3 separate regions of the Homo sapiens genome follow, and regions 1 and 3 are each linked to region 2. The links are chromatin contacts, found by Hi-C or POLR2A ChIA-PET in ENCODE. All regions are on one chromosome and are shown on one strand. The core of a region is the stretch at or near the end of the contact, and the rest is flanking DNA. Distances in the headings are between cores, read along the strand shown. Region 1 has its middle 28 kb from the start of RAB3GAP2. Region 2 overlaps RAB3GAP2 (RAB3 GTPase activating non-catalytic protein subunit 2). Region 3 has its middle 65 kb from the start of RAB3GAP2.

Region 1 (3,005 bases), core at 110-2,609, 81 kb before region 2:
TCCTTAAGGAACCTTTGCTGAATATGAGACAGAACAAAAACACTCAGTGTCACAGAACAACCTCTACTCATCTGTGGTTGGTAAAAATGGATGGAAACTGAAAGTATTTGAATCCTGGCCATTGTCCTGTTTGGCCAGGACTCCAGAGAAGCCATTTTACATGCTCAGCACCTGCCTTTCTTCTTTGGTGAAAATCAAGAGGCAGACAGTATGTTTATGGTAGTGACAGCTGTCTTCTTTTTTATACTGAGAGGGTAAAATTATATAGCTTATCTTTAAGTGTGAGAAAGCCAAATACAAGAACAAACTTCTTGATTCTAAAGAAGAGATTCTCAACACGGGTGAGAGGATTGAAAAGGAGAGGAGGAAGTGACCTTGATTGTAAAAAATGTGTACATTTTATCACAATGTTTCAGAAAATTGATTGATAGGCAGGTTGCTTTATTTTTCCTTTTATGTAATGTATATGTAATATTACCTAAAGGTGTGTGTGTGTGTCTGTTTAGGCAATATTACCTAAAGACATTTATGTATGTATGTGTATGTGTGTGTATGCATGCATGCATGCACACTAACGAGAGAAAAATAAAGCAAATATGGAAAAATGTTAATTGGTGAGTCTAGGTGAAGGATATATATTAGTATTTCCTTTCATTTTCTTGCAGTTTTTTGACAAATTTGAAATTTTACAATTAAAAATATCATCATAATTAATAAAGGAAAATCTTTGAATTTAAAAAACATATTTAGTCCATCCAAGAGGCTATAGAAGCTTTATTTACTGACCTTTACATTTTTCTCCCCAAGATTCCATCTCTCGTCTCACAAGAATGCATTTGAATTTCTGCTGGAGGCCAAACCCTCCCCTGTGGCCACCCCTTCCAGACATGGGGCTAGGCCGGCTGAGTCTTTAGAGCCAGTCCACTGCCCTAAAGATAGTGACATTGAAGCCACTTACCAAAGGAGGTTATGCATCATCATTCTCCTAGAGGTTTTTATATGCTTTGAAGTTTTAGATAGACTCTTCCTTAGAGGCAGAAGTTTGAACCAGATAAAGCCTCCCAAGTTCCTTTCAATTACAAATTTGTCTGAGTGCTGAAAAGTGAAGGTTTAGAGTCTCTGGAGTAAGTATTACAGTTCTCTTTCTCTCCCCTTGTGATTTGACTGCTCAGATTTTTGAAGCTGGCACGTAGCTTTGGTTTTCCTCTGCTTTGTTTTCTTTTCTGTCTCCTGAAAGAGCTGTGCTCCAGTGTCTGCCCGGTAAAGTTGCTAGTGGCAGCATTCCTGGAAGCTCCTTGCTCCAGATGATGTCAGACCTCATGTGACCCAACCATCGCACGCCCGGAAACATTACATCATTCTAAGATGTGATTCCTTTTAACACAGAGCTTGCTGTTATTGTGCTGCTGCTGTTGCTGCTGTTGTTGCTGCTGCTATGAGCAGTAAGCCATAACCTCAAGCAGAGGCTGCTTTGTACAGAACAGCAATAGACTCACCTGAGGATCATGCTGTACCCCAAAAAATGCAATGACTTCTGGGGCAGGCCACGTGCCACATTAAACATGAATAAAACATTTCATAATTAAAAATCAGAAATAAAATAAAGATGATGATTTTTTTTCCTGGCAAGACATGGTAACACGTAGTTCAAATTTTATTGAGTTAGATATTTGGGCATGTCAGGTTCGCATTATGTGGGCAAATGTACCTGTGAATGGTGCCTGCTGATTGGCTGAAGGAAACTGACCCTGAGTGTGTAATTCTCATAGGTATATGAATGGGACATGAAACCCATAGAGGGCCATTAAAAGAAGACAAGGCAGGCTGGGCACAGTGGCTCACGCCTGTAATCCCAGCACTTTGGGAGGCTGAGGTGGGCAGATTACTTGAGGCCAGGAGTTCAAGACCAGCCTGGCCAACATGGTGAAACCCTGTCTCCACTAAAAATACAAAAAAATTAGCTGGGTGTGGTGGTGCACACAGGTAATCCCAGCTACTCAGAAAGCTGAGGCATGAGAATCTCTTGAACCTGAGAGGCAGAGGTGGCAGTGAGCTGAAATTGTGCCACTGCACTCCACCTGGGCGACAGAGCAAGACTGTCAGGAAAAAAAAAAAAAAAAAAAAAAAAGACAAGGCATTTATGGCTGAGCATGGTGGCTCACACCTATAAGCCCAGCACTTTGGGAAGCCAAGGCAGGAGGATCGCTTGAGGCCAGGAGTTCAAGACGATCCTGGGCAACATAGCAAGACCTCATCTCTACTAAAAATTTAAAAATTAGCTGGACATGGTGGCGTGTGCCTGTAGTCCCAGCTACTCGGGAGGCTGAGGTGGGAGGATTGCTTGAGGCTGGGAGATTGAGGCGGCAGTGAGCCTTGATTGCACCACTGCATTCCAGCTTGAGTGACAGCACAAGACCCTGTCAAAAAAAAAAAAGAAAAAGATATTTGTAATTCATATCACTTCAAAATAATTATACAAGCAAAATCTTAGCGGTGAAGGGAGTAGAGGAATATTCAATACCCATCGGTAAGGACCCTTATAAAAACAACAATTTAAAAAACAACCATTTCTTGAGCTCTTACCATGTGCCCAGACACTGCGTCAAGCAACCTCGTGGCCTTGCTAACAGCATGACTAAGTAGAGTGCCCTTTGCTTTAGAGTGGTCTTAACCTTGTGTCCTAGGGGTGTCCCATCAGGGTCCAGTTGACCATTGCTCCCCACGCAGTAACACTGAGCTCTACTGGATCACCCCCTTGCTATTCGGAGCAACTCAAATGCATCTGCACTTGCATCAGTGCTTCCTGGAGACAAGCTCAGGCCCAGGAGAGAGGGCATCAGACAGTCAGTGGATCTTAGCAGTCCTGCAGGCACCCAGCCATCGTGGTAGCCCTGAGGAAAGCAGATGACTATTAATCTCATTCAGGTTCACCGGGACTGTCGTCAATCAAAATGACTTTTGTTTTTATCTCCTCTGAGCAATAAGCCTTTGGTGTCTGCCATCTA
Region 2 (2,786 bases), core at 46-2,545:
AACACCACACCCACCTCACTTCAATATGGAAATATCTTCATTAAATATGATTTCCAAAAGAACAAGTTCCCTGGAGAATATAGCCATGAGGACAGTGCATAAAAAGAAAAACTCGAAATAAAACCCTGTATGATAATTTTCTATTCTAAGAAAACAAAAGTTTCCAGTATATGAAGAAATAAACCCAGTCTCAGATGCACTAATATGTCTGTGAGAAGCGGTTGTGGTATAATAACTGAAAACTGCCAGCTATTTTCAAGATACTCAAGTGGTAATGGTGCACCTAGCCCAGCAGCAGCCCTCAGAAGAAGCCAGGGTGCTCTCTCCACGTAGGCCAGTGTGTTAGTCCATTTTCATGCTGCTGATAAAGACATACCTGAGACTGGGCAATTTACAAAAGAAAGAGGTTTATTGGACTTACACTTCCACGTGGCTGGGGAGGCCTCACAATCATGGTGGAAGGTGAAAGCCATGTCTCACATGGCGACAGACAAGAGAAGAGAGCTTGTGCAGGGAAACTCCCCTTTTTAAAACCATCGGAACTTGTGAGACTCATTCACTATCAGAACAGGGCAGGAGAGACCCACCTCCATAATTCAGTTACCTCCCACCGGCTTCTTCCCACAACACGTGGGAATTGTGGGAATTACAATTCAAAATGAAATTTGAGTGGGGACACAGCCAAACCATATCAGCCAGGTACAAAAAATCCATCTTCAGCTTTTGCCTCCTAAAGCTGTCCCATGGTTGGGCTGCACTGTCTTATCCACAAACGGGACAGAGGCCTTTTCAGCAGCAAGCTGGATCCTACTCGTGATGATGCACATGGACTGAGCCACTGGAATACCAGGTGGCACCAAGGACTTCTACTTATCAGGGTCAGCGGTCTGAGAGCCTGGACTTTTTCATAATTGCTGGAACTGGCTGGGCTATTTTGTGCGGATCTTCGGGGACTCCACTCACCTGCGTTCCAGGAGCGAGACTCTCTGAACACCCACTTCACAGTGGCAGGGAAGGGACGGGCTGGCTCTCAGAGCCATGGAGCTTAGCGCAGCCACCACAACGACGATGATGGGGGAGACTGCAGGCAAATTCAGTGTCAACTTTAGTAACAGGGTGGGGGAGGCAAGTTTTGGTGGAAAACCCAAGGTCCCTGGTGGAGCACCTTTAAGCAGTGAGGTGCTTTTTTTGTTTTACATTTCAGGCGTGGCTTGGGAAATTACCTTGTCAAATGATATTATTTTTGGATCACTAGCTTCAAAGGGGCAGTGTTAGAGACTGTGGGCCCCATTATTGGGGAAGTTTTCCAAAACGCTAATTAGTAGGCAAATGCCCTTATGACACAAAACAAAATGATGAGCTTGCATCTTGTCAGCCACTGAATGTGTGCTGATGCTCTATTAGGCTTCCCAGAGCATTGTTGTTTACAGCCCTATTTCTTGCCTGAGCTTTCTGGAACTGGCGCTGGAAATCATATTTTGTTGTAAAACCTAATACTAGCTCATTGTGATCCAGCCTAGAGAGGGCATTTCCTAATCTCCACTATACCAATATTTTCATCAAGTTATTTGTGCTTAGACTTGAGACTTCCCTGAAAAATCTGGCACTGGAGTCACTTCAGATGGACTCACACTCTTTATTCTTGGTTTGTATTTCTGCAGCCCTTCTGGAGCAATACTGTGGCAGTGTTGTACAGGATACATTAAAGCAGAGAGAGAGAGATATGAGAACATCGAGGGTCTAGTCTTTCTCATGGATTCTGACCCACAGGCCATTTCCTCATTCTTCCTCAGACCCCTGATTTTAGAAGTGAAGGACCAGAGTTCCTCTGTAAATTGTCCAGGGACTGTGTGAATGTATGTTGCTTTAAATGTATTATCTATAGTATTGGCATGGTTAGTGAAAATCCACTTATTCTTTTTAGAGCTTGATTTCTTTTCTGGAAAAGGAGGAATTTCACTCAAATGATCCCTGTAGTTCCTTCTGTTTCTGTTAAGATTGAATCATCCTGTCAGTTGGCTTCAAGAGGATTATGACATGTGTAAGAAGGAGATTGTTGATCTGTACAGACAAGCAGTTCTAGGATCTTTGCTTACATTGTCTTGCACTTAGTACTACAGTTTCTTAATTTGTAGATTTATTAAAAGAAATTTGATTTACCTGAGGATTTCTCCCATCCACACCTCCAGCAGTTTTCTGTTTTGAATTTGCTTCATAATATGGTAAAATTTACTCTGGCTGGGGGCAAAATATTATAGCTAAGCTTAAAACAATACATTTTTACCTCTTTATAATTTTAAGGATATTATTTGGTTTGGGTTATTGTCATTAGAGGCTTTTTGTCCTTGTATTGAATCTGATATGTTGAATACTGTGCCTTAGTCACAAAGAAGTTACTTTAGAATTACATGTGACCAGGAGCTTGCAGTTGGAATAGGTATACAGCTGCTCCCCCGTGTGGTTGTGGATCCAAAGAGCTTGTGGAGCTTGTATTAAGAGCACAACACCATTGCATTTTGTGACAAGTTAGCATCGTTCTTTTTTTTTTTTAAATTATACTTTAAGTTCTAGGGTACATGTGCACAACGTGCAGGTTTGTTACATATGTATACATGTGCCATTTTGGTGTGCTGCACCCATTAACTCGTCATTTACATTAGATATATCTCCTAATGCTATCCCTCCCCTGACTCCACACCCCACGACAGGCCCTGGTGTGTGATGTTCCCCACCCTGTGTCCAAGTGTTCTCATTGTTCAATTCCCATCTATGAGTGAGAATGTGCA
Region 3 (2,945 bases), core at 164-2,663, 120 kb before region 2:
AACCATGCATATGTGTGTAACTAAAACTGTTTTTTTCACTCATTACTCTGTCACTAAAGAGGCTAGAGGAAAAGTTTTCCCTTCCCGACAAAAGAATGTCTGTAGCAGATCTGTAGATCTGTAGTGCCCAGAAGCACTTAACATGGTGGCCAATACAATTTGGGAGTGCTGGCTGGGCACGGTGTCTCATGCCTGTATCCCAGCACTTTGGGTGGCTGAGGCGGGTGGATTGCCTGAGGTGAGGAGTTCGAGACCAGCCAGACCAACATGGAGAAATCCCGTCTCTACTAAAAATAAAAAAATTAGCCAGTCTTGGTGGCATGTGCCTGTAATCCCAGCTAATCGGGAGGCTGAGATAGGAGAATCGCTTGAACCTGGGAGGAGGAGGTTGCAGTGAGCCAAGATTGTGCCACTGCACTCCAGCCTGGGCAACAGAGTGAGACTCTGTCTAAAAAAAAAAAAAAAAAAGAAAATCTATATATATCTATATATATGGATATACACACACATATATATGCGTGTGTGTGCTTTAATCTCTGTTGTTTCAAGAATATTTAAGGATTTATCCTCAAGTAATCAATCCCTTTGAGACTACCAGGCATCTGATGTGGTTGTTCAACCCAGAGAAAAGAAAGCTGACTTCGAGTATATGCAGGACTGAGAACTAAGTAATAAAGTGAAAAAACTAGAGTTATTTTGTGATTTTTTTTTTCAGCATACAAATAGAGCTAAAAGGAGAAGTTCAAACAGAGCACATTTCATTCCATATAAGTTTATTAAGAGTAACTAAGTGCCAGAGTTGAGTGTATAACATTGTAATGACATCAATAAGATAGGACTCTCAAGTAGAAAATAGTCTAACAAGAATCAGACAAATGAACAAAACACACATTATCTCCTTATCAGAGAGTGCTAAAAAATAAAAATTAAAAAATACACACATTAACACGCAAACTAACAAATGTCGCCAAGGTGGCAGTAACCCTGCTTGAGAGTCACTACGCCCTTTCCACTTCTCTTCCAACATTCCCACCTGGAAAAGAGGTGAGCAGGTGCAGGCTCTGCAACACTCTAGTCTCTGCTTGGCGTATTCCAGCTGTGGAATCCTCCTCCCCTATTTTTGCCTTCCCTGTAAATCCTGCTGTTTCCAGGCCATCATGGCACTTTGCTGCTGCTTTCCCTACTGTTGTGAAAGGCCTGTGAACTGGAAGAAGGCTCACTGAATAATTTAAAGGCAGCTTCTCACTTCCAGAAGCAATGCTCTAGTTACCTAAGATAGCATCAGGCCACCCAGCATTCCGTCTGTGCCTGAGGCAGGTATACACTGGTGAGGCATTGTAGCTAAAACAGCCAGTGAGTCAGCAATGGCAACAACCACCCAAAGAATCTCATTAATTGTGGACTTCACTCAGAGATGGGGGATGATGCTGCATGTGGAAGAGAAGCTGGTTAGATTAATTGGTCAGCAGCAGGACAGCAGGCAAAAGTGTGCTATGTCAACACATTCATAAAGAGATACATGTTTGTGTTTGTTTTTCAACCAAGGACGCAAGTTTTATCTACTTCCTCTTTACTGCCACAAGCCTGTCAGGCTCTGTCGCCCAGGCTGGAGTGCAGTGGCATGATCTCAGCTCACTGCAATCTCCAACTCCCTGGTTCAAGCGATTTTCCTGCCTCAGCTTCCAGAGTAGCTGGGACTACAGGCGCCCGCCATCACGCCTGGCTAATTTTTGTATATTTAGTAGAGATGGAGTTTCACCATGTTGGCCAGGATGGTCTCGATCTCCTGACCTCATGATCCACCCACCTCAGCCTCCCAAAGTGTTGGGATTACAGGCGTGAGCCACCGGGCCCAGCCAGGCATTTGAATAAACACCTTCGTTAGGGAATTCAGAGGAACACAAATCAAGAATACATTTGAGTCCTAAACATAAACAGAAGAACACCTTCTGTGAGGGAAACAAAATGCAGGAAGATCCAGAACTCCCCAGCAAGCTTTGTTAATTCAAGTCCCCAACAACATTTGTTTCTAAACATTCCTTAAATTCCGCATGTACTCATAAGATTTCTAGGTGTGACTACTGAAATGTGCTGATTTAGTTAGGGCTAAATATTGAACAGTTGCTAACGTTGGAGGAAGAATGGAAACAAATCCAAGAAACAAGCTCCTCTTTATATCCACCCTGTGATGGTTGCTCTTGTTAGTTTAATTAAGCTCCTGGATTAATGCAGGTAAGCCCTTCCTGATTCATTCCTTATACATATAGGGAACCCAGCATGAGCCTAAGCTGGGTTCACTCTAGGACTCAGGCATGTCAAGGCTTGTTGCAAAAACTCATGGGTCAGCAACAGAGACTTACTTATGAGAAAGGTAGAAGAACCTCCCGGAGAAGAACCTTTCTTAGGAAAGAGAGCTTCTAAGGCAAACAAGTTTGATACAAGGACAGTGGTCCAGAGTAGGAGGGGTAAAAGGGCAAAAGAAGTGAGATGGGAGCCCCCTTGGAGGTTGAAGAAGCACCAAACTCCTTTTGTTTTTGAGACTCCTGAAATATTACATTAAGAAATACCAAAACTGGGTTATATAAAGAGGCATTTCGCAAATTTACATTTAACATATTAATGTCTTTAACATTAACACAAAACACATTGCAAATAATGGTATTATTCACAAGATCATGAATGGATTTAGAAGTATTAGTAATTGATAATTTAGTATAGTGATGTGGTCCAATATAGGGACACAAGAAAAGGGCTGTGTGGTGAGTGCTGTCTTCTTTCACTTCAGGTGGCATCTCTCTGAGATGGGATGAATAACCTCATTTGGAGTCATCTCTGTCATTGGCCTGTGTCTGTCCCTCGGAGTATCCTCCTGCTCAGCCTTCACTGACCCAGCCTGAAATCTATGCCTAGGGGCTGCAGGAAAATAGCAAGTAGAAACCACAAGA

The links. Hi-C counts contacts between places; a loop is a spot of excess contacts on that map. ChIA-PET counts read pairs that join two places held with the same protein, here RNA polymerase II (POLR2A). Pooled maps may share reads with other maps.
Region 1: a map of CD8-positive, alpha-beta T cell shows a loop between it and region 2 (2.3-fold over the local background). The contact joins two enhancer-like sites. A Hi-C loop is called at or near these places in 4 of 168 maps with a recorded cell type or tissue (CD8-positive, alpha-beta T cell, GM12878, K562 and 1 more), 6 of 37 single-sample maps with no recorded cell type and 10 of 50 pooled maps. POLR2A ChIA-PET finds 5 or more read pairs at or near these places in 3 of 52 experiments (AG04450, GM12878 and endothelial cell of umbilical vein).
Region 3: a loop to region 2 is called in a map with no recorded cell type, with 5 times the contacts of the local background. The contact joins two enhancer-like sites. A Hi-C loop is called at or near these places in 2 of 168 maps with a recorded cell type or tissue (Caco-2 and K562), 3 of 37 single-sample maps with no recorded cell type and 5 of 50 pooled maps. POLR2A ChIA-PET finds 5 or more read pairs at or near these places in 1 of 52 experiments (K562).

What each region holds. Positions count from the first base shown.
Region 1 is chr1:220,298,930-220,301,934 of GRCh38, reverse strand. No RefSeq gene overlaps it. Among named protein-coding and RNA genes, the nearest start is that of RAB3GAP2, 28 kb to the right of the region's middle. Within about 2 kb of position 1,359, at least 20 of the 41 ENCODE cell types and tissues checked have a DNase peak (open chromatin) inside an H3K27ac peak, as active enhancers do.
Region 2 is chr1:220,218,505-220,221,290 of GRCh38, reverse strand. The region is part of intron 2 of RAB3GAP2 (RAB3 GTPase activating non-catalytic protein subunit 2); the gene reads left to right. Among named protein-coding and RNA genes, the nearest start is that of SNORA36B, 19 kb to the right of the region's middle. RefSeq lists enhancers at 711-780, 1,141-1,190 and a silencer at 1,341-1,420. Within about 2 kb of position 1,295, at least 2 of the 41 ENCODE cell types and tissues checked have a DNase peak (open chromatin) inside an H3K27ac peak, as active enhancers do.
Region 3 is chr1:220,335,924-220,338,868 of GRCh38, reverse strand. No RefSeq gene overlaps it. Among named protein-coding and RNA genes, the nearest start is that of RAB3GAP2, 65 kb to the right of the region's middle. RefSeq lists enhancers at 1-345, 1,869-2,376, 1,779-2,945. Within about 2 kb of position 1,413, at least 3 of the 41 ENCODE cell types and tissues checked have a DNase peak (open chromatin) inside an H3K27ac peak, as active enhancers do.